3 separate regions of the Homo sapiens genome follow, and regions 2 and 3 are each linked to region 1. Evidence: chromatin loops called from intact Hi-C (ENCODE). Cell type or tissue: heart right ventricle. All regions are shown on one strand.

Region 1 (8,000 bases):
CTTCCTCTCTCCCTCTGGACACTGTTCTATTTGCCAGCTCTGATCACGAAGCTCCTTATTTAAGAAAAATGCCAGCATCACTTGGCTCACAACAGACGCACCCCCCTGACTTGTTGCCAGCTCCAGGGGAGGCTTTTACAGGTTATGCAGAGATTAAGTGCCTATGCTTATCCCAACTTAGGGTTTCAAGCCTCTCCCACCATACGCGTGTGTGTTTTTAGGGATCTGAAGATCACGGGAATGCTTCTTTCGCCATCCTGATTCCTGATGGCTGGGGAGGTCATTCTCAAAATAAATGTGGGTGAGGGGGTGTTGTTTTTGGTTTTAATTTTTTTTTTTTTTTTTTTTTTTTTTTTGCTTCCCATCTCCAAGTGGGAAAGATCTTGTTAATCCTTTCCTCCTCGGATGTACATTTCCCCCATCCACACCAGCTTGCTTAATTAAGAACTATCATCTTTGTAGGCTGAATTATTAATAAAAAAATCACATTTTAAATCAAGCCTGTGCATGCACGGAGGACACCAGTGTTGGACCTGCCTATGCGGCTCTCTAGCCTTTTAGGTCCTGATTAAAAACTTATTAAAACATTATAAATGATTAATGGGCGCACAGCTCTGAGTGGCAATTATTAGTTTTAATGCAGGTAATGCAGCTTAATGAGGGGCACATGTGTGCAAAGCCTTAACTTCATTACTCCTGCGTGTCAACATATACAAGAGAAATGTGTGTACAGGTCATCCATTACTCGGAACAGCACCGAGCCCTCTCTCTTCACCTCCCTTTGTTGATGAGCCAGGAGCCATAAATTAATCCCGTTCTGTGGCTCGGGGAAGGACCAAGGTGTTAAAATCTCAGTAAACCCTGCTCGGCTCCCCACGCCACCAGGCAGCTGTGTTGGAATATTTCACAGATTATCTGTTCTGCGGCCCTCTGGTATGTGGGAATTTTTTTTTCCCTGGGATTTTTGCAGGTCGTCATTGTCTCTGCTCAGAAACAAGAGCTCCCGACATTCAGAGCTGACTGGGTTTCTTTCCCTTCTTGTTTTAAAAGGTCTGCAGGGGAGTTAGCTCCATCCTACCAGTGCCTAATTCACATTAGCACGGTTCTCCTAAATCTTCAGATGTGATTCCAATGTCTGTCCTTCTAACCGCTCCTCTCCTGTCGTGTGGGGTGCAGGAGACTATGTATGAGAGACACAGAGAGACGCACACTTGAGTGCCCCTGGTCAAGAAGGGGTTTTAACACTGGAATGCAGAAACAGAAGGAAATACCGATCAGCGCCTGGCTGCAACATGGAGATGTCAGGGTAAGCACAGGCCCGGGGAAGAGGCTGGGTGGGGGTTGTGGGCGGGGGGGGGGGGGAGGTGAATAGATGCATTTAGGATGCTGAGAGTCGGGGGCACTGGCCCACAAAGAAGCCCATACAAGTTGCAGCCCCACCTGGGACCCTCAGCCCTGGGCCTGCAACAGCCCACGGCTGGGGAGCATGCCACTCGGCCCAACTTTGCACGTCACCTTTCATTTTCTGTTTTTGTGACAAGCAGCTTGATCCAGCCTGATCTCCACTATCTGTTTGAAGAGTATTCAGGACTATTTGCATCATTTTATCGCTAATGTATAATATATGGCTCTAAAGTGAGCCCAAGCGCTGTCTTGTTACCGAGCATAAAAAAGTAAGGGCAATAAAGATACATTAGTTCTCTCAAGCACAGCGGCTATAATGCAAGCAAGAAAGGTTGCTGCTTACAGTTAAGAGGCAACCTTTCTGCCTGGCTAAGACAATGGAAGAGTAAAGAAAATGTCAAATCAAGAAAAGCTGGATTTAGAGATGAGGCAGCCCAGAATGACGTTGGTGCCATATTTTGTGGAACTATAATGCTGTTGGCAGCAAAGATCCGTGTTTCTGATTCATCTAGGGCCGCATGGCAAAGCTTTGTCAGTCTGTGCAAGGTATAAATAATTCAGGGTGAGAGATGGCAATTACAGGGCCCTGCACAACCAAAATGAATATTTTATGAGGACTAAAACTGCTCTGGAATGAATCATGCACATGGAGTCACACATGGCGAGTGGTGGGTTCGCACATGCCAGCCCCAAGAAGAGAGGCGCCGCGGCCCTGATCTCCTTTCAGAGCGTTGACTATAAACCTGGCGAATGGTAAGAGGCAAACAAAATCAGCTAACCCGCCCCCACGCTCCTCATAGATGCTCAGTCCCTAAAACGTCCAGTAGGGAAGCCCGGGACCATGCCATAGAAACTCCTTGCTGATCCATCCCAATCGGCCTCGTGGTTTGCTTATTTTTCTCCAATTGTTCAAACTATTGATAGGGTAAGCTGGGAACCTTCTCTTCGTGAGAAAAGGACTTGAATTTCTTGCACAGGGAGAAGAACAGTTTCGTTGTCCTCGATGGAACGTGGGCGTGCTCCAGGAAGGAGTTGCAGCGAGCATGCGTCACGCCCTCCGCGTGATTTTCCATTTTCCTGTCGGGGAGCAGCACCCGCTATGGCTCTTCCTCCGCCTTCTGGACCTGAACCTCACATGGTCCCAGTCAACAGACTGAAGGGCCCGAGGCGGTGGCTTTTGCGTCCTTAGATCCAAACTGGCGCGTCGAAGTTGCTTTCCTCGCTTTGAAAACTGGTAGACTCCTGATGGGGGCAGGATTTAAAGAGGTCGTTAAAGGCTGAAAGGAGGGTTTCATCTGTTACATTTCCTTCCAAAATGCTCCTGGTGAATTGCTAGAACAAATAACAACATTGTTCACAAGGCCGCGGAGGCCCAGTCCCACTGGTGAATGGCCATTGTGTTTGTCCAGCTACTGATACCTGCGCTTTTGTGGAGGAAAGAAGGCCGGGGCCACGACATCGGCGCAGCACAAGCATCCCTCTGTGCGGATGCCCAGAGCGGGTCCCGGCCGCGGTGGGAACCGAACACCAGATCCCTCTGAGAAGGTTTTCTTTAAATCCAGCTCCAATGCATTGTTTATGAAAACAAGGCTATTAGGTATATTAATAATTTGATAAATAGGGATTTGTCCTTAATTATTCATGAAGAACATTTGGCAACAGTAAAATTATATTCGCAGAACAGGTTTATAAACCAGCTAATTATAAATTAAGTATGCAAGAGAAAATTGCTAACCTTGAAATTAAAATATTTTATGATTCTGCAATTACAAAAAAAAAGGTAGGGAATTATCAAAACCCCAGTGTGGGCAGAGGGAGCAGCAGGCCTGGGCCTATACAGATGGTGGCGGCGCACAGGCCAGAGGCGTGACAGCAGAGGGGGTGGACCGGGAACCCCTGTCCCCTCCCCAACAGCCCCTCCAGTCGGGGTTTGTGCAACTTTCCAAGAGCTCATGGGAAGGAACCAGCAGCTGTCCACAAGGCAGCCCAGCATCTGCAGAAGGCCCTGGTCTGGTTCTTTGCAAAGGACATGGTGGTCCCCTCTGCTGGCCGCCAAAGCCCTGGCAGGTGAACAGAGCAGCATGTGCCCTGCAGAGAAGACCCCAACGCCCCTCCATGTCACTGCCCTCCCGCTGGGGCAGGGTCTACAGAGAGCATGGGGGCCAAAGGGACAAGGCCAGAGCTCGTGGCACAGGAGCGTGGTCCCGCTTGTCCCCACTAGAGGGCTTCTCGGACGGGCCTCAGCGGAAACCAGCAAACGCCAGGGTGGGCGGGCAGCCTTGGGCTGGGAGCAGCTCCTGCCTGCAACACACTTGGGACAGACCCCTCCTGCGGCTGGGCCGTCCCACTGATATGTGGGCTCTGCTGCCTGAGCACAGCTTTCTTGTCGGACGGTTCCATCATCCACCTGCTCCCCAAACTCTGCAGCCTCCCTGCACCCCCCACCCGCTAAACAGCCAGCAACACATTCCCAGTGAGTTCCACACACATTCCCTTGACTCATTTGATAAGAGAAGACAGATGCAGGGGAATCTTCCGTTCACTTTCTAATGACCAGATATCCTCACTCATAATTTGGGCAGAAGTTAAAAGAGGAAAACAACCAGGATAAATAATGAATGTCCTGTTGGGTGCAGGGAGGGGAAGTAGGCCATATTCCTCCACTTCTTTTCCCATGGCTATGTCACATCTGCAAAAAAAAAAAAAAAAAATGCAAACCGTAGAGGCTCAGGACATGCAGAGGCAGCCCCCGACCACTTTTACTACCCTGTAACTCAGTGACTCTTTCCACATTCCCTGAAATCAACGGGAAAATGAGCAAAGCCCATTGAAGTGCCTTTTTTTTTTTTTTTTTTTTTTTTTTTTTTGGTTATGAAGAGTCTTGACTTCCCTGAGAGTCAAAAGCCCCATTAATTGTTCATGTACCAGAGGTAGTGCAGGGCACACTCATGTGCCCGAGTCCTTACCCCGACGCTTGGAGACACAGCTGTGGGTCAGACAGCCAACCAATCAGGGAGGTCTCTGGGAACTCAGATAATGAAAATTTTTTCATGTATAAAATCCTTAATCAAAATGCGAGTGGTGTCATCTTGCAGTGCAGACACTGCAACTTAAAATTAATATACAACAGAACCTTCAGCAGAAGGAACATCCCCGGGCTGTGTGGTACAAGTGACCCTGAACTGTGGCCTGGACTGCCGAGACCCCAGGCGGCAGGCCGGCTCCAGGCCAGCATCGAGATCCCAGGGAAACAAGCTGTTGCTGCACCAGGATCCCCAAGGCCCGGAGGGACTCCAAAATGTGAGGGCAAATCGGCAAAGATGATGTAGCACAAAGAGCGCCATTAACACCATAAGGTGTGACGTGCACAGCGGGGCCTCCGCCAGCCTAATACTGGGCACGGCTTTAAGGCACCGTCAACCAATTAGTTTAACTCGATCAGCTAGTATCTAAAGAATATTTTTATCATTTGGAATAGACTATTTACCATTTGATAGGATACATTTCTTTCTTTACCGCTGGGATGCTCCACAGATGCTAAGCAACTTCCCCTAACAATATTTAAATTGCTTACAAAGCCTCTCTAAATATTTGCTATGTATTTAGCATGCCTAAGATTTGCCCGTTATCCCAAAGTCTTTTTGTTGTAAATTGCAATTTTACAACTTCATGCTCGTGATCTATTTTGACAAAGCTCTGCTGACACCCTCTATTGGCCTCTGAAGGCAAAAGAGCTGATACTCCACGAGTCACCAGAGAACTCTCAATTTGTTGTGAGACCGCGCTACTTTGCCATCCTCAATCTGCATGGAGAAAGATTAAACATTCAATTTGTTACTTGATAGGCCACAAGGTTCGCCACTTACCATACAAATGGAAAACATTACTGTCATTCCTCAACTTGCTTGCCTGAGTATTTTATTATTTGTAATATTTACTTCAGGGAAATTATGATTCATGTCATATTTATCTTCATGAAAAATGAGCATCTAAATGGAAATCACCTTTTGAATGTACCGGGATATAGTGTAATACTAATATGCTTCATGAACTATAAAATTTAGTCACAGTATATGGATATATTATAGCATGACTTTAATACTCTCCCATCAAGCAAATTTTCTCTGTGTTAAGCTGATACTCTGAGCCCTGATTCCAGTTTGATAATCATTACACCTACATGATGGTACAAGTCACTACTTGTAGATTTATGTGCCCTCTCAGCTCTTTTGCATTAATCTGCCTCTGAATAAGCTATTCGCACTTCCTCCCGTGCATGCAGGAAATTGGAATAAGGTGCAAATTTGTAGGCCTTAAATCTGAACAAGCACAGACAGATATTTTTCACCTGATACCATTCATTTGTTTCAAGTAAATACAAAAGACATTTTTTATTCTTTGTCTTTGTCCTAAGGCCGTTCTTCACGAAAACGACTGTTGTGTGTTTCCCTCCATATTTACATCCATTTTTGCAGAAGTCAGAGTTAAATGAACTATCTGCAATTAGCTCTGAGTCAGACTTGCAGTGATGTCTGTACCAATACAGGGTCCCCAGCAGGCCGCGCCATCCTTTGTGGATCCGTGGCCCGGTGGTCTGCCACCCAAGGAGGTGATGCCATGTATTACAAGCACAACAGAGCTCAGAGGCCCACAGCCCACTTTTGAGAATCCTTCTGGATAATTGGAGAGCATAAACTTCAGTGGCTCACGGCGTCTCTGAGGCCCTGGTAAGAGGCATTCCAATTCATTACAGAGGTAGTTCAGAAATATCTAAAAGTGACAGGAAGAGCTTGGCGTCACTCTCCCCCAATTATCCGGGAAATTCCGAGATTCCTGGCTAAACCCGTCCCAATCTCAAACCTTTTCCTCTCAGCTGACCTGCAGCCAATCAGGCTGTTAAGGGAGATTGATGGGCCCGCCTCTCTCTGGCCAACGGCCTGCCTGAGGACCCAGGGCTGGGACACTGGCAGGGGAAGCATTTCTCAGCAGCGGCAAGAAATGACAGAGTCAAGTGAACTTGACTGAGCAGGATGATCCCGGGTCTCTCCCCGGGTCCCAGGCTCCAACTGATGAGTAGCGGGGCTCTTAGTCGGGTTCCTCTTTGGAGCCCTTATGAAACTACCTGGGGCCAGGAGGCGGTGCTGGGGTGCCCCCAAGGAAACAGGAGAGGGGTAGGTCTTCACAGTGTGCACATGCCCCTGCTTTGGAACCCACTCCCGTAAAAGCAGTGAATAATTAATTTGATGAACTCAATTTCCATATAAAACTGTTGTCATTGGAACCATAGGAGCCAAGTGCAATGAGCTGTTTGGCGATTTCCACTTATTTGGGGATTTTGGTGCCACGGATGCCGGACACCTGTGAGGTGAGCAACACCATGGGTCCAGACCGGGAATGAGGCCTCCTGTGACGGCTCAGAGAGTGAGCCGTGTTGCATGAATGTTTATGTGCGTTACAAATTAATGATAATCACCACTGACCATAAATATAGCACAAGAATCACACGAGAGGGTCATAGCTACGAACCAGCTACATAAATAGAGTATGATTAGTCCATGTCTAAGAGTACATTCATCACTTAATGACTTTTCCCATTATGCCTGCACATTTTATCTAATCAGAAAGTAAGCCTGCTTGCTTTCACTGAGCAGGGTTAACCTAATAAGACTGCTGCTTAAACCACATCGAAACGAGGCATAACAAGCCAGCTTGATGAAAACGCTTTCCCAATCTGTGACAACGCACTTGAACGTCGCCATCAAATCATAACCCCCAAATATGTATTTTCCCATTTTAGGGGAGGGCGCCGGCAGCCAGCCGTTAATTAGCATACTTCCCATGCTCGTCATGAAGTCACGGGCTAATCTGGCACACACGGTTCGGAACAGGCTCCTGCCTGAATCAATCGTGAGAGCAGGGCGCTGGGCCCTCCCTCCCAGCTCTCCCTTTATATTTCAATAGTCCTATGACAATAATTGATTGTGATTCACTCCTGAAATGTACCAATCCCCGGGAAATGGCATGGGCTTTCATTCATCAATTTCAGCTTCATAAGTGGAAATTTATACAAGGTATGCAGATGTTTAGAGTTTGGGGTAATCAATAAGGAGTAAATAAAGATTGGCATTCACTATACTCCACTTGACAAGCCCCAGCCTAATGTTTGTCAAGCAAATTAAACACACTCAGACTTTTCACCTGCTCCGACAACAGCACCACATATGGCCCTGAAGTTAAAAATAAGAAAATGTGCATACATTATCATACATAATGTACAACTCCCTCCATTTAATATGCAAATTTTGTAAAATATTACTGAATACCTTCTGTTCTAAATGAATAAATTTGAATTGCAATTAGAATAATCTTGTATAATTAATGAAAACTGTCAATTTTTGTTCATAAGTAATTTGATTAACATGTTGATAGGACACTTATCAAGTTCAGTAAACTGTTAGATTAGGAAGATGAAAAAATTTGAAGAAAATTTTTACCAGCTCTGACAATTTCCCCTGGCATGGTAAACAAAGACTTGCTGGCAAACTTCCTGACGCCGGGAACGAGCCTCTCCAGCTAATCTGCAAATCACAGCGCAC
Region 2 (8,000 bases), 60 kb after region 1:
GTAAATCACACGGATTCCGTACAGTCCTCCGGCCTCCACTGCTAGGGTTCCATCTATGATGATAAATTAGCATTAGATGGAACCTAATGAGTTTACTAAACATTTGGGATTTGTGCTAATAAACTGGCTGGCTGTGAACTAGCAGAAGCGGTGCAGGATCCCGGAGCTCTCTCTTATCTCTGTAACATGACAGTTAAACCATGCGTCCAATCTGCGATCAATTCATCATCCGACACCATTGTACATTCTTCACAAAAAGATAATTACTGCTTCCCTGGATCAGAACACTCATATTTCCTTGGAATTGCAGGTATGATAGCAGCCCCTGTCACCGCTCCCTTCGAGCCTCACCATACAGCTCTATTTATGATCATTATTTTCGCCTAAACAAGCCTTTTTCCTCAACTTGATAACAAAACCTGCTACAAGGAGAAGGGAACAGTTAAGACATTGTTTCTCTGTGGAGTGCTTTTACGTTTAGTGGAGGCCGCTGACAAATATTTTATTCAGGGCATTAGTAAAAGTTTCCACTCGTTAGAAGATATCGCTACTATTTCCTTCCAAAAAAAAAAAAAAATCCTGTTCCTGGCTCTGATTTGTTAAACACAGACAGGGAGTAAGAGCAGAGCAAGTAACGTCACAGGGAATAAATCAAAACATGATTAAAAAGACCGTAGCCGTTTTAAAATCACATGCCCGCGGATTCCCTGCTTCTCACTGCTGGGCCCTCGGTCCTGGCCTCGCGCGGACCCGCCCTGGCGACTGGTCAACTCTGTTTGACCCCCAGCACACGCAATAAATTACCATAACACACAACTCTGAAACAATGTAAATTAGTTACTGCTCACAGTCTAATAAATGGGAACAAATGTGTTTGGGGCTGGAATGGGGTTCTGGATGCTGTAATTGCTGAAAATAATTAGAATGGGGTCTGAGGAAACATGAGCGGCAGTTACTTGTCATGACAAATGTCCCGAACCCGGTAAATATGCTGCTGACCGCAGGACTCGGAGCAGCCAAATAACATTTTTCCTTAAAGTTAAATGTCTCATAAGCCTCGCTTTATTCACAATCACGTATGAAAGAAGTATTTTTAAAACTCTAAGGCACATCTATGTGTCATAATATTCTGAACCAAGACAAGTTTATTTTTGTTTCTGAGCTTTCTCTTGGATTGTTGTTGGCGTGCCACACTGCAGACGAGGCCATGCGTCCCAGGCAAGAGCTCCGGTGACCAACAGAAGAGGGAGAGGATCAGTGCCCCCACATTGTGGGGAGCAGGAAAGGGCAGAGTCTATTTTTGAGCCACACAAAGGTGCACCTCTGGATGGGGAACCTCACCATTTATTAACTTGCATAACTCATTTATTTGTTCAAGGTAATGATCTTTGGGGAAAGGGCTGTTATATTTAGAACCTGCTTGTCAAATTTAATAAATGATAGTGATCGCTGGCCTCCCCCTCTGCAAGCACTTTCCCAGGTCCTTCCACCTTTCCCTGGGGCCTCGCTGGCCGGGGACCTGGCAGCCCATGTCTTGGTAACTGATGGCGGCTGCCCAGTGGCTGGATCGGGCCGATGACCTCGGACAGTGGGGACCAGCAGCACGTCCAATCCAATCCCCCACTTGTTTCCTGACCCAATCTTCCTCGTGTCAGGGGACGAGCCGCTTCATTGAGAAAATGGAAATGGACAGGGAGCTCCCTTTGGCAGCATTTCCAATAACCAAATATCAAGGAAGAGGGGCCGCCGGGGGACCACCCCATCCCGGCACACTGATCTGATTTACAAACCTTTCCTAATGGGAAACAAATGCTGTGGGTGTGAATTCATACTTAACCATAAAAACCCTTGCATTACTCTGTCTCGTATTAAATACCACATATAACTCTCAGCAGGTTTTATGTTGTGTTTTACTGTCAGCAATGGCTAAAGCTGGCCTAACATTTTGTTTGGCAATTAGGAAAATTTGTACTTTAATTTATTAAACCAAAAAAGCCAACAACTGCACTGAATGCTGAATTCATTCTGTTCTTATGCCACGGTGCAGTATATTTGCCTTCCCAATAATTTAATCATTTTCCTTTTATGGCCTATACTATTTACATATTCCAAAATAGTATTATTGAGGAAATAAACCCCTTATAATAAGTGAAATTGAGCAATGCCACTTAAATTCTGAATATAAAGTTAAAATGTTTTCATTTCTTTCTTTGCAAAGGAACCAAATGCTTTGAAAAAAAAAAAAAAAGAAGGGCAGGACGGGCAAACTTCTGAAAGCCTGGTGAACCCCACTGATGACATCCAAACACCGAAACATGACCTGCTACCTTGACAAGCTCAGGAGTGAAGGATTTCACTTCTAAAACACCAAGACACTGAAAGGAAGGAAGCAGAGTGCCCAGTAACCTTTAAGAAGAAAAAAAAAATTATATTCAAAGAGAGTATTATCGGTGAGCTAAAAAGTCACAAGAAGACATGCAGGAAACTTAAATGCCTACTGCTCAGTGAAAGAAGCCAGTCTGGGTGAGGCACGGTGGCTCACATCTGTAATCCTAGCACTTTGGGAGGCCGAGGCAGGTGGATGACCTGAGGTCAGGAGTTCGAGACCAGCCTGACCAACATGGTGAAACCCCGTCTCTACTACAAATACAAAAAATTAGCCAGGTGTGGTGGCGCATGCCTGTAATCACAGCTACTTGGGAAACTGAGGCAGAAGAATCACTTGAACCTGGGAGAAGGAGGTTGCAGTGAGCCAAGATTGCACCATTGCACTCCAGCCTGGGCAACAAGAGCAAAAACTCCGTCTCAAAAAAAAAAAAAAAAAAAAAAAAAAGCAGCAGCAGCTAGCCTGGAAAGACTACATAATGTATGCTACCAACTCTACAACATTCTGAAAAAGCAAAACTAGAGACACAGTAAAAGGATCCAGGGGTGCCAGGGGTTCAGGAAAGGGGGAGGGGTGGCTAGGTGGAGCACATGTGAAACTATTCTGCACGGCACTGCGATGGCAGGTACGTGCCACGATGCGTTTGCCAAAACCCACCAGATGTGCCACACCAAGAGTGAACCCAATGTCAACTGCAGACTTTAGTTCATATTCGTGTATCAGCATTGGCTCAGGTGTAATGAGGATACCACACCAAAGCAAGACGTTAACACTGGGGGAAACTGGGGGGTGGGGGGAGGTGGGGGGATATGGGAACTCAGTACTCTCTGGTCATTTTTCTGTAAACCTAACACTGCTCTAAAAAATAGTCTATTCAGTGTTTTTAAAGCGTTATGAGAACACCTTTAAATCTGCATCAGATGCAGAGGAAGACAAGGCCAGGTTAGGGGTGCCTGTTGCTGGTGTGGCTTCAATGTCCCTGCTTCATGCCCTGCCCCCCAGGCTGTTTGCATCTCCCAGTCCTTCCTCCTGACTATGGGATGTCATTCTGCAGAGCCGGACGTGTGGTTCTTGACAATGAAAACTTGGAAAGGACACCTGCATTAATCTGTCAGAAGAGCATTTAGGCCCCTGCCAGCCATATCCCCTGGTGCTGAAGTTCTTACAAAACTTAAGAGGCACTCGTGCAGTGGCTCATGCCTGTAATCCCAGCACTTTGGGAGGCCAAGGCCCGAGGATCACCTGAGGTCGGGAGTTCAAGACCAGCCTGACCAACATGGAGAAACCCTGTCTCTACTAAAAAAAATACAAAATTAGCTGGGCATGGTGGCACATGCCTGTAATCCCAGCTACTCGGTAGGCTGAGGCAGGAGAATCACTTGAACCCGGGAAGCGGAGGTTGCGGTGAGCCGAGATCGTGCCATTGTACTCCAGCTTGGGGCAACAAGAGCAAAACTCCGTCTCAAAAACACACACAGAAAAGAAAAGAAAAGAGAAAAAGAAAACTTAGGGGGCACTCAGGGAGGAGCCCCTCCCTAAACCAGTGAGCAGCATCCCAGGCTCCAGTGCCAAGAAGACTAAGCCGGCTTTCCTGGGTGTTACCTCAAATAAAAGGGACACTCCCCCATGGGGCCTAAATGACCCTGTTCCAAGTGATGGGACTCGTGGGGGAACGTGACCTTTGATGCAGGCCCCATCACTGCCCAGAGTTGGGGTGACCCTGCTAGGGATCCCCACATGCACGCCTGGGGAAGGCGCACGCTGCCTGCCCATGCCCATAATCAAATCCCGGGCTTGTACTGCACATATGTCACCCTCGGATGGCCCCAGCCCAGGCACAGGCCTCCAGACCTGTTCTTCAGCAGCTCCCTAACATCCAGATTGGCCATCTCTGTGCAAGCTTTCTGATTCAATGAAAACTTAGAGAAAGCGGGAGGGGGTGCAGTTCCTTACCAAACCATTGTGGAAACCTGGACTCAGCTGGCAGGCCTCAATGGTCAGGGTTGGTCTTTCTCCCTTTGTAAATTCATCATCACAAGGGCAAATGCTTTTAGGGCCTTAAACACTGCCAAAGTTTTGTCTCCTTCTGTGCTTTAACATGGCACCCTGCCCCCAACTGCTTTCTGCTGAGAGGGACAGAGGAAAATATAGGCAGGAGGGTGGAGGGTGGAGGGAGGAGGGAGGAGGGAGGAGGGAGGGGAGGGGGGCGGAGGCAGGGGCGGCGGCTGGAGCTGCCTGTCTGGGCAAATGCACGGCCTCCTCTCCAGATGTGCAGGCAGCTCCGTCTTCCAGCAGAGACACGCTGGAGCCGACTCCTTCCGTTCGCGGGGCCTGGGCTCCATGTCCTACAACAACACAACCGCGAGCCCCTTCCTTTCCGCACATGTTAAACTCATTTCCTAGTGAATTACTGGGAAGGCGCGGCTGCTGCCCCCACCACCGTTTGCAGAGGATGCGCCCCATCCACTCGGGCACCACAGCCCTGCATGAATTTTGAGTATTTTCTAGCTGAGCAACTTCCAGCGAAGGAATTGGAGAGGGATCGTTTTCATTTGTGTTGTTTTTAAGGGGAAGGGGAAATGAGTGATTCAAAAACAACTAAAATAAGAGTTTCCCTATACCCCTCCCTGCAGTGCTCTCTATCGAATTGTTGGCAAATTTATAGCATTTACTCTTTTGACAGATATGTCTGACCTTTTTCTGAAAACATCGTTTTGAAAACAGTTTTCTCAAGCTTCTACAATTTAATGAACGCTGGTTACCCCAAAGTCTAAGAAGCTTATAAAATTCAACAAGAACAACAACAAAAAAAAACCCCTTAACCCATGAAATTACTGCACTAATTTTTCTAAATGATAGCCATATTTTTATTAAAGCATGAATAATGCCAGCATAATGTCTCATTATATAGAGTTTGGACCACAAACATTTTTGGGAGATTTGCTATTAAGATAAACAAACAAGAGGAGCTTGTGTTCTGGCAAGCTGACGGAGGGAATGGTTTTCATTTTCTCCAAGTGTAGGCTGCAGAAGCTTTGCCAACTGCAGGTTAAGCTCCTTGAGTTTTCACTTCCTGTACCCCCACTTGTCAATCACTTCCTGTCTGCAATGACAATTTCCATCATTAGAGCTTGGAATTTTTATCTTCTTCAACGTGTCTCCCTTTGCCACTGTTTGAATTCTGATAAATTATTCACCATCTTTAAAAAGTAACCAACAATTACAGCATCACAGTGAGCCACCTATGCCTAGCAAAGATCACCGTCCTCCTGGTCTGTCTCCTAAAGGCTTTGACGAGGCCAGCTTCTCCTGCTTTCTTCGGCATCACGAGAAGGCCTCTGGCCAGCCCCAATTATCTTCTGGTGCACAGAGTAATTATTTGCTTCCTGTAAGCATGCGTAACAGAACCTCGAGTTTGGACGGCTTTCCATAAAGTAATCCAATTCACCCATGCCATCCTAACACAATTACAGGCACTGCAATATCTTCGCTCCTCACCTGATAAGGCTGCCGCAGCGGTGCAGGATGCTTTCCGTCAACATGCCTCCCAGAGTATAGCTTCTGACAGCCCTGCTTCCAGCCCTTGCCTCCACCCCTGCACGTTCATACCCGGCTGCATGCTGCTGCAGGGCCTGGGGAAGGCAACACCACGAGGTTTTCACCCTTGCACAGGCAGACGGGAATCCGAGTTGGTGGAGAGTGATGCGGAAGTCATTGTGGGTGTGTAGCTTGTTTTCAAACCCAGCCCTTGACTGGCCTGGCGGTGGAGTCTTTACCCAGCTCAGGCAGCCATAAATCTCGCAGGCCTCCTAGGCCTAGGCCAGAGATGCAGGCCTGGGCCTGGTGGTGGCCCTGACCCACCGCGGCAGGCGACCACGCAAGCTGTGACACACAGCGGAGGCTAACCGTGCAGCCGGCGTGGTGCACACCCGCATCTCAAGCTTATGGGCAGGGCAAACCTACAAAGTGGGCACTGTTCCTGGCGCCTCCCTCTTTAAATGAAAGCATGCCATTGTGCCTCCATAATGCAGCTCTTCCTTTTCTGTTTATTTTCAGAAGTTTAGGGGGAAAAATTGAAAGGATGAATGAATGCAGTGAACTTTTTGCCTCTCCCTACTGGCGCTGCCAGGGAATAAAACAGCCATTCACACCTGAGCCCGGCGAAGCCAAATGGGGCCGGTGCCAGCCAGAATCAGATTCTTTGTAGCCACATCCATTCATCCAAAAGGTGTTTTAATATTGCCAAATTTCTAGCCAATACTTTCCCTTCACTGAAGGCCCAATGTATTAAAACAGACCCTGAACCAAAGAGCATCTCCAATGCACAGCCTCCGCCAAGAGAGGATCTCCAGGACCCCAAGGCCTATCCAATGATAATTATATTCACATCTTTAAGAAAACTGAGAAGGAAAAATTAACACCAAACTATACTGTTTTCATTGCATTATGCAGATGAAATGACAAGTTGTCATTTAAGAAGTTAATAAACAGTCTCCGTTTTGCAGGTTATCCAAATGCTACTGAATAGAAAACCTTGGATCCCTAAATGATGTGTAATTAATATTATTTTTAAAATCCTCCTTGACAGGCCGGGGCTTAGCCAAAATGTAAATGACATTAAAGAAGACAATGAATTTAATTTTATTTAATGTCCCTTTTTGCAGATCCTCATTTACATAGCATTTTTAACAAAAGCGTTGACCTTATAAATGCTGGCATTTGTACAGCTTCAGCAGAGTTGGATTTAATCACGCTCGTGCAAAGCCATGAGGGAGGAAGCTTTAAGTTCTCTGCTTGGAGATGGAGTAGGAATAAAAACATTGGGACTGGTCAAATGTTTATCCTCCCCGCTTCTGAAAACAACCTGACAAGAAGATGTAAAGGGCTAGGGAATAACCCGGTGCTGTTTGTAAGGCTTGGTAATAATCATACATAATCGTTTGGAAATATAGCTAATAAAAAATATAATGAGTGTTCAGCAAAATCGGCATTAGGCCCAAATTACACGATATTAATACTTGAACAGGTGCAGAAAGGCGCTTTAAATGAGGTAAATGAATAAAATGTCCCAGAGCACAACTGTGTGTGCTGACAAAAAGTCAATCCCATGAATAATTCAGTGAGCAGGACTGCCAGCAAAGGTCGGCTCTCTTTGACCTTTGTGACAGGAAGTGAAAGGAAACACTGTTGACTAAAAAAAAAAAAAAAGAAGAAGAAGAAGAAAGAAAGAAAAGAAAGAAGAAAGACAGAAAAAAAAATCTCCAATCGTTGGGCTACCGTTCCACAGTCACTTTAAAGGTGTAAACTTAAAACGCACATATGAATCAAAGTATGGCTGTGCAGGGTAGGGGGGGCGCAGAGCTGAAATGGGGGTAGTCAGGTCATCTGACTAAAGACAATGTGAAATCACAGACAATGGAAGGTTAAGCAAATAATATTTCCCTATGACACAACGTCAATTACGCATAAAAATCTGAGGTCAGCTGAAAAGTATTTTCAGAGCCCACAGGATTGAAATTTTATAACAGCTGTTAAATATGACAAAACTTCATCCTCCCCCCTCTTCAACCCCCACCAAAACTAAAGCAATTCCAAACTCTGTATGAAAGAAAAT
Region 3 (8,000 bases), 74 kb after region 1:
AAAAAAAAAAAAGTCTACTGGGGGAGGGGCGGGAGGCTGGGGCCGGGAGCTCCAAGTTCCCTGCATAAAATTCCACGGAAGGGGGAGGGATGTCCTCTTCTCCGGTTCCCGCCCCCACCCCTGAAAATTATCTGGAAATTCCTTCCAACCTCCCCGGGCACTTCTGACACTTTCCTCTACTTCCAGGCGGACAAAGCCCTTTCTGGTGAAAGCCCGGGGCTGCCCTCCTGGGAAGAGGGAAGGTTCCCCGCGAACCCCGCTCACCCAGCCTCCTGCCTGGACCCGGCTCAGAACCACAGAAGTGATGGGTGTCACCGCAGGCCAACGAGTCGCCTGGCGCTGCAGGGCGCGTGGCCGCGGCGGGCACCAGCGCTTCTGAGAGAGTGGCTTGTCCTCCGATGGATCGCCGTATTTATATTTGATTTATTTTTTATTTTGTAGCACAAACAGAAATCCATAAACTGTCGGTTCAGCGCCATTGACTCTTTGATCAGTTACTGGGCTATTTCTTTCCTTTTTTTTTTTTTTTTTTTGCCCCTCCATGCCCGTCAGTGAGAGGAGATTAAATGCCTTTATTTTCAGCCCTGTTTATACTGCAAAGGTACAAGGCTAAATGAACAATAAAAGTGTACTTAAAACGAAGCCTCCTCCTCCTCTGTGCAACAACAGAGAAACTTAGGGCTGCCTACATAAACCTCTTAATTAGACTATAGCGATTTCCGAAAACATTTAGCCATTATATACAAAGGAAATAAAATCACCCTGTCAACCAGCAGCCGGAGTTCCAGAGGCTTCTCTGAATCGAGTGAAATAATTACAGAAGGGCACACCGCCTCTGTCTTTGTCAGAAAGACCTTAGTTTACCTGTCAGATCTGTTTTACTCTAAGAGAAAAGCACACTGGTTTACCACTGCAGGCATTAAAATCTAACACCCTTGCTACCTAGGTAAGGACAAACTTTTTAAAGGGGAAATAAAATGTGCAAACTAATTGCATGCAGAGAGTGGGAGGCATATGTGCTGGGCTGCAGGAAGCCCCAACGAGCTCTCCTTTACTTGGCTCACAATTCTTAAAGTTAGCATCAAAACCGAAGAAGCCACTTTCATTTCTAAGTGTGAAGTCCAGCTTGGAAGTATATTTTAAAACAATCTGTGCCGAGTGGATTTAATCTACAAACTGGACCTGCCCCCCTCCCCACCACAACACTCTATTTTAAGAAAATGGGGGCGGGGGGAAATCTTTAAAACAACCAAATCAACAACAACACACCACCCAGCACAAAACCAGCAGCCAGAGACTGCACAATGTCAAAAAGCAGTGACGCACTTTTCTCCACTTAATCACATTACTGATAGCCAATAGTTATCATCGGAAAAGTTGACCAAGACAGGTTAAATAATTTAATAAGGAACTGCTTGTAATTATGTTATTTACAAGGTATGACAGAGGGTGGGAGAGGGGGCAGAGCAGTGGACGGGTTGGAGTGACCCCTGGAGCTTGGAGTTTGAATTATGGAGCTGGGGGGCTGCGAGGTGAAGATGGACTAGAGGAGAACAAGGTGACTTTTCACCCCAACACATTTAACTTTTAAATCCAAATAAACGTCTCGTGTTACTAGACCATCACACTGGAAAGGAGAAAAAAAATGAACTAATCAAGTCCAACTCGATGGGCTTAGGAGTTAGCTGCCTTTGTTATAGGAAAAAAAATCCAAATGAACTGATTCCTAGCAGAGAGAGAAGCATTTAAAAATAAACAAGAGGGGGGACATCTTGAAATTTTTGTCAAATATTAATTACCATAATTAATTAAGACAGAATATGATTCCAATCACAAGACATTTAATAAAGCATATATGTCCTGTTCTAATGACAACATAAACTATTTTACCAATCGCTTCATTCATTCCAATAAATATGGAATTCTCATTAGCATGTCAAGGAAACTCAATGGAAAACAAATACACGAGATCCATTTGTCAGTGCCCTTGCCTCTGAAGCCCAGGACAACCCAGGCCCAGCAGTGAAAACTCGTGCAGAGGCATAAACTTTCTCACCTGTTTGGTCATTGAATCTATGAGGCGAACATACAGATCTTGCTCTGTTCTGACTCCTGCAAAAAAACAGAGACAAATTCTCATCAGGATTTGAGTGCTGCACCTCGGGGAGGGCACACGGAGCACAGGAAGTCTGTAACTCAGGACTGCTGCCACGGTGATGCAGCAGAACTTAGGCAATCCCTTTGAAAGGGAGAAAGAGAACCCCACCACTTCTCGCTTAATTTTTTTTTTCTTTTCTTAACTAAGAACCTTAAGGCTCTTAGGGCTTGCATTTCAAGGTGCAAGGAACTTGCCTGGTGGAGAGCAGGCCTGGTAGCTGTGTGCGGTGGGCCCATGTGGTCGTTTATTTTTAGAAAAGAAAAAGCACCAAATGGAAACTGAGTGAGAGGCTGAACTCTTTCTAATGTCTCTCGAGGATTTAAAAAAAAAAAACTCGTTCACAGGAAGTAAGTTATGCTCCGTTTATGGAGTTACCCCCATCCTAATAATTAACATTAATTTGCAAAATTGAAAAAAGTCACTTAAAAGTGATGTTCTGCTGGAGCCCGTATCGATCTTTTTCTTACTTTCTACTTCAAGCCCCACCGGTTAATCATGTGAAGTGCCATCGACTTATTGATCGTTTATGTTTTGTTTTCCTTCTATGCCATGAGAAGATTTCGTGTTTACATCCATGTCATTTTAATCTCAAATCTTTATGTCCTTTCACCAGCGCAGAAAAGGAGAGCCAGCCGCTGCAGGGGCGGCGAGCACGCAGCAGGCACTTACCGTTGCTGTACAATAACTGGAGTTTATAGTGGATGCCGTTGTTGGTTTTCTCGTTGTTTGGCTCCTGAAAGTAACGATAAATAATTGCATTTAGTGCGATCGGTGTCAGGCGCGGCCACCACGCTCGGTCCCCCTCCGCGACCGAGGCTCTCGGCCTCACACATGGCAGGATTCCTAGCTCGAAGCAGCGCGGTGATGTCACTTTCCTGCTGGAAGCCCAGCGTTCTCCTCGCCCCGAGTAAGTCCGAGGGCGCAGAGAAGTTGCCCAGCCCTCGGCGGTCCCGGGCGGCCGCACGTGGCGGCGGCGGGGTGGCCTGGCGGAGCCGAGCCCGCCGCCTAGGGGGGCACTCGAACCCCCGCGCACCGGCACCGCCTGCCTCCCGCTTCTAGAAAGAGAGAGGGTGTGATCGTGTGTTTGCACTTACTTTCTCTTTCTCCACAAAGTCCACAAAAGCGGTCCTTTCAATCTCCACCGGCTGCCCCTGCCTATCGTAGAGCGCCAGCACGAAGTGGAAGAAATTGGATTTCCGGAGGTTGGAAGGCGGCTGCTTCTCGAAGTGCGCCCGCGCCAGCCCCACGCCGCTGCGGGAGGAAAGAGACAGCGGCCCGGTGAGGAGCGCGGCGCCGGCCGGCGGAGGGGGCCGGGCCGGGCCGGGGCCGGGGCCAGGGCGCGCGGGGGCGGCCGGTACGTACCTCTGGGCGGCCGTGTTGGCGTCCACCACGCCCGCCGTGTGCATCCACGAGCGCACCGGGTTCATGCCGCTGCCCAGCGGCTCCTCCTTCATGGTCGTCCCCCCGCGCGGAATATTCTCCTGAATCCCAAACATGAAAACTGCTGGCGGCGGCCGCAGCTCCCGGCCGAAAGCGTTTCCTCGAGCAGCGGCGCTCGGGGCTTGGCGGCAGGCGGCTGCCCTGGCCGCCCTCGCCCTGCTCGGCGCCTGCGGTCCGGCCCCGCCGCCGGCTTCAGCCCGTCCCGGGCAGGCGCGACATACACCAGCGGCCGGGCGCTCCGGACGGCCAGGGGCGCGGAGGCGGCTCCACCGGCGGCGGCGGCGCTTCGAAGGAGCAGGACGCGGTGGCCGCGGCGGCGCTTGTTGTTGTTGTTGTTTGCAGGCGCGCTCAACGTGGTGTCATCCTAGCCAGGCGGCGTCCGCGGCTGCAGGACACTGCGGGATCGCCCGCTTCTGGCGCGGCCCGCCTGCTCCAAAGACAAATAAACGGGGCAGTGAGTGCTGCGGCGCAGTCCCGGGCGCAGGCGGGGCGCGGCGGGGCCTGGAGCGGCGCGCGCAGCGGACGGAGGCGCACAAAACTCAGCCCTCTCTCCCCGAGGAATGGACCCTTTCCCGGGAGCCAAAACTCGAAGCCCCCGGGAGCGGCGCTGTCAGAGGGTGACGTCGGGGGGCGGTGCCTGCGCCATATATGGGAGCGGCCGCCCCTCGCCGCGCCCCTCGCCGCCGCCGCCGCCGCGCTCGCCGACTGACTGCCTGACGGCGCCGCGAGCCGGCCCGAGCCCCGCGAGCCCCGCGAGCCCCGCCGCCGCCGAGCGCCACCGAGCGCCGCCGCCGCCCCCCGCCACGCACCGCGGCTCCTCGCGTCCAGCCGCGGCCAAGGAAGTTACTACTCGCCCAAATAAATCTTGAAAAGAAACAAACGCAGCCACTGCACAATTGCAGTTTGGCCCCTTAATACCTCCCTGCAAAACCTGCCACACAGTCGAACACGATGGGCGGGGCGGGGGGCTGTAAAATGCTGAGGCGCCCCAAGTTGCCCAGATGCATGCAATAAATGCAAGGGGCTGCAGCTTGTCCTGGGGCCGCCCGAAGGAGAAGTGGGAAGAGGCAGGTCGACCGCAGGGAGGGCGCCGGAGGGAGGAGCGGGCAACGGACTGGGAGGAGGGGTGCCCAGGGCTCCCCGGCCAAGGCTGGACGCGCAGCTCAGCCTGATTTCTAAGCAGACCTAAGGCTGCTGCAGGGCCGGCCGGTCCCGGTCTGAGCCCCGCCAGGTACCCCAAGCTTCCTACCCCGGCGGAGGCCGCCGAGTGCCGGGCAGGGAATCACGTCGGAGGCAGGGTCTGCCAGATGCTCCCTCTCCCCCGGTGGCCGCGGCAGACCCCGGCCCCTGGCCTGTTCTTACGCACAGCGAGTGACAAAGAAGGCTCCGGTCTCTCCGGGCCGACGGGAAGCGCGCCCGGCCTCTCCGGCGACCCGGAGCCGGGTGTCTGGCTGCGCGACCTGCGCGGTGGCCAGACCGCCCTGGAGCCAACTGCTCCAAAAACCAAGCGGACGCCGCGGGCGCTGTGGCCCGGCCCTCGGAGCCGCCGGACCCGGGTGAGCGCGCGGCGCGCGGCTTCCCGACCTGGTTTCTAGGAATCGGGAGGGCAGCCGGGCGCGGGCAGACTGTGGGCCCCGCGGCCCAGCTCCTGTAGCCGGGACTCCGCGCCCAGGAGCGCGGCCCGCCCAAAGGACGTCTGCGCGACACGGAGCAGAGACCCAGGGGACGACCAGGAACTGTCCTAGGCACTTCCCTGCCAAGAGAAATCAGGCCCTTTTGATTAAAAGAAAAAAAAAAAAAAGATTGCAGGGCGCAAGTGTGTTGCAGGGCAGCCTCCTCCCGCCGGGTCTGGGGCAGCACTCCCTTTTCCCGTGAATTGGCAGCGTGTGTACGTTAATATTTTAATTAATCGGGAAAGTCGAAGTCCGATTCACGTTGTCTGGGGACCCCCACGCCTCTTGGAAGGAGTGAGAAAAAAGATGTGTTGGAAAGAGATCTATTTTGCTGGTGTTGGGGGTTAATGACTATTGCCAAAGATAAGTGAATTATCAAAGCTGTTGCGCCAGTCCCATCTCAAAATCCATTACGGTGCCGGCCGTCTAATTAAATACGTAAGTATAATAAAATCATATTTTATGACTATTTGAGGGTAATGAGATTAGTCTTTAGAAGCGATAGCCACATATTAAAGATGCCACTGTCTATAGAATGTTAATAACCTTAAATCAAAGTGTATGGAAACTGTTCATGATAAATTAAAAGAAAATTTCTGTATTCCTAATAAGCCCAGCGCTTTCCACTCTCGGCAGACACTGGTGTAGGAGGGAACACTTTCTTCGTGGAGAAACAACGCAAAATAAAGTTGGCCATCGAGGGAGGGTGGGGTTGAGAAACGCTTTGTCTCTGCGTGTTTAGCTGCTTCGGGGGCTCACGCAGGGCAAGCGGCCAGGCAAGCGTTATTGTCAGAATATGCAAAGTGCCTTTTCGGGAAAGATGAAGTTGGAAATAGGAAACAATGCTTCCTTTATAGCACACTTCCTAAAATGTCCAGCCTGTGCTAGAGGTGCCCCTTCCTTGCGCTAACGAAAGTATCATGCTTAAAATCATTTACAGTATCTTTAATTCAGATTACACGCGCCAAGGCGATTTAAATCTGATTACCAAATTAGAAGGTTTAAAAACAAATCCTTCTAAATCTGATACTGTTGACTAAAGAGGAAAAAAAAGTTCTATAAGCCCATCACATAAGGTAACGATCCTGCCCCAGAAAGAAAAGGGGTTTTAAACCTTTTTGACAACAAATGCAGCTGCCCCACTATTTTGGACGATATTAAGCGAAAATGAATGCAAATCTGTGTTCAGCAGCCATCTGGCCCGAAATGGGGGAATCAGCTGCTCTCACAACAGGCTCGGAGGCTGAATCCATTTCAGCTCATTTTCTAGATCATCTGGTCCCGCACCCAAAGCGTGGAAAATACGGTCTTTATCATTCACCAACTTTATCTTTTTTGTCACTCCGCTGCTGGCTCCGAGCTGTGGGCACAAGGACTCGCCTACCGGGCAGGGTCTCCACCTCGGCCTGCTGCGGAGCGGCCTGGGAGGGTACCCCCTGGTCCCCCACCCCATCCCACCCTCAGATTTTCGACTTGATGGGGCAGGAGCAGCAGCAGAGGGGAGCAAGGGACACCGCAGCCAGGCCAGGGATGGGGAAGGGGGCTGCAGGCCAAATCCCAAGTGTCCTGAGTAACGCTGGGAGCGCGTCCCGGCGCTTGGCCACCTCCCGAGGGAGCCCTGCCCCCACCCCTCGCCCTTTCTGGGGAAGGCGGGGCGCTGGGTACCCAGGAGAAGGGAGACGAGGAGAAACAGGCTGCTACTTTGGAAGTTTTGCAGGCCCACGGCGGCCGCAGGTCTAACCTCGGTGCACAGAGCGCTCCCAGGGGCCAGACCGGCGTCCGGGGGCCGGACTGGGCGGAGCCTGACCTTTGCCGGGGACCCCGCGGGCCGCGACGGCTGCGGCGACCGCTCAGGGCCCCGCGCCCAACGCGATTTGCACGGGTGGCCCTCGAGCTGCCGCCGCCGCCTCCTCCTCGGAGGGTGGGAAGTATTCCTTTTGTGCGGATTTACGGGGAGAGGCTTCAATGAGCCCCCTCACATTTGCATTTAAATAGCGGCATCAAGCGCTTCGCGTGCCACACACCAGTGGGCTCCCAGATGTCAAGCCGGAGTCAGTCAGATGGCCAGTGCCCAGCTGTCCTCCCCATGTCGTGCCGGAGCAGGCAGTGACCTTAAAGAGACAGCGCCCGCCGCCCCTGGCGCCCGGCTCTGGGAGCGGCGTGCCGGGCGCAGGGCAGAAGGCCCTGGCGGCGCTTGGGCCACTGATCCGTGGCACCATCAAAAAACCTGGCTGAAGTCTAGCGGGGGCTCTAACCTCCCAGGAGCCGCACCTAGGCTCACCCTGGCCTCCTTGCCCAGCCACTCAGTGCCCGAGCCACCGCGCGTGCCAGCGTCCTCCGCCGGTACCCACTACCCACCCGTGAAGGGGGCTGTTCGGCGCGCGTAGAGAGGAAACTTTCCCCTTACCCCTCCTCAGTCTCAGATCCTCCACTGGTGCCTGGTGCAAGGCCCAGAGACGGGGACCTGGGCTGGTACCGGACTCCAAGCCACCCCCACCCAGAAACTTCGGCCAAGTTGGAATCCCAGGGCGCGAGGCCTGCCGCGGTGTCTGCACGGGCCCAGGGCCCAGCGCCCAGGGCACCGGGCGAATGCCCCCTTCTTGATCGAGGCTTAGCCCAGGGCACCCGCCTACCTCCCTAACATCCTTCCAAAGAGTAATAAACTGCATTTCCGGCGTTGAGAAGCCTGGGCCGAGAGTTCCTGGAGGCCAAGTCCCCTGGAGTATCAG

Evidence for each region. Hi-C counts contacts between places; a loop is a spot of excess contacts. Peaks named below come from ENCODE experiments on the same cell type or tissue, not always from the same donor. Only the 100,000 strongest peaks of a DNase experiment are listed, where the experiment ranks them.
Region 2: a loop joins it to region 1, with 3 times the contacts of the local background. A loop is called at or near these places in 24 of 110 quality-filtered maps.
Region 3: a loop joins it to region 1, with 5 times the contacts of the local background. A loop is called at or near these places in 40 of 110 quality-filtered maps.

Annotation. Positions count from the first base shown.
Region 1 is chr10:129,885,706-129,893,705 of GRCh38, forward strand. All of the region lies in intron 6 of EBF3 (EBF transcription factor 3), which reads right to left. Among named protein-coding and RNA genes, the nearest start is that of EBF3-AS1, 33 kb to the left of the region's middle. RefSeq lists an enhancer at 7,117-8,000. In heart right ventricle, CTCF peaks have their summits at 3,605 and 3,805; DNase peaks (open chromatin) are centred at 3,636 and 6,320; H3K4me3 peaks cover 1,037 bases; H3K27ac peaks cover 3,717 bases.
Region 2 is chr10:129,945,453-129,953,452 of GRCh38, forward strand. All of the region lies in intron 6 of EBF3 (EBF transcription factor 3), which reads right to left. Among named protein-coding and RNA genes, the nearest start is that of EBF3, 15 kb to the right of the region's middle. RefSeq lists an enhancer at 3,640-4,474. In heart right ventricle, no CTCF peak of the experiment used is centred here; DNase peaks (open chromatin) are centred at 749 and 4,679; H3K4me3 peaks cover 5,236 bases; H3K27ac peaks cover 8,000 bases.
Region 3 is chr10:129,960,115-129,968,114 of GRCh38, forward strand. EBF3 (EBF transcription factor 3) reads right to left here and starts at 4,160. Exons shown (of 17, transcript NM_001375380.1): 1 at 3,521-4,160; 2 at 3,253-3,409; 3 at 2,828-2,891; 4 at 2,057-2,112. The coding sequence starts at 3,654. RefSeq lists enhancers at 141-812, 4,287-5,258, 6,294-6,914 and a silencer at 235-439. In heart right ventricle, no CTCF peak of the experiment used is centred here; DNase peaks (open chromatin) are centred at 2,107, 2,977, 3,327, 4,207 and 3 weaker places; H3K4me3 peaks cover 5,477 bases; H3K27ac peaks cover 5,178 bases; H3K27me3 peaks cover 6,802 bases.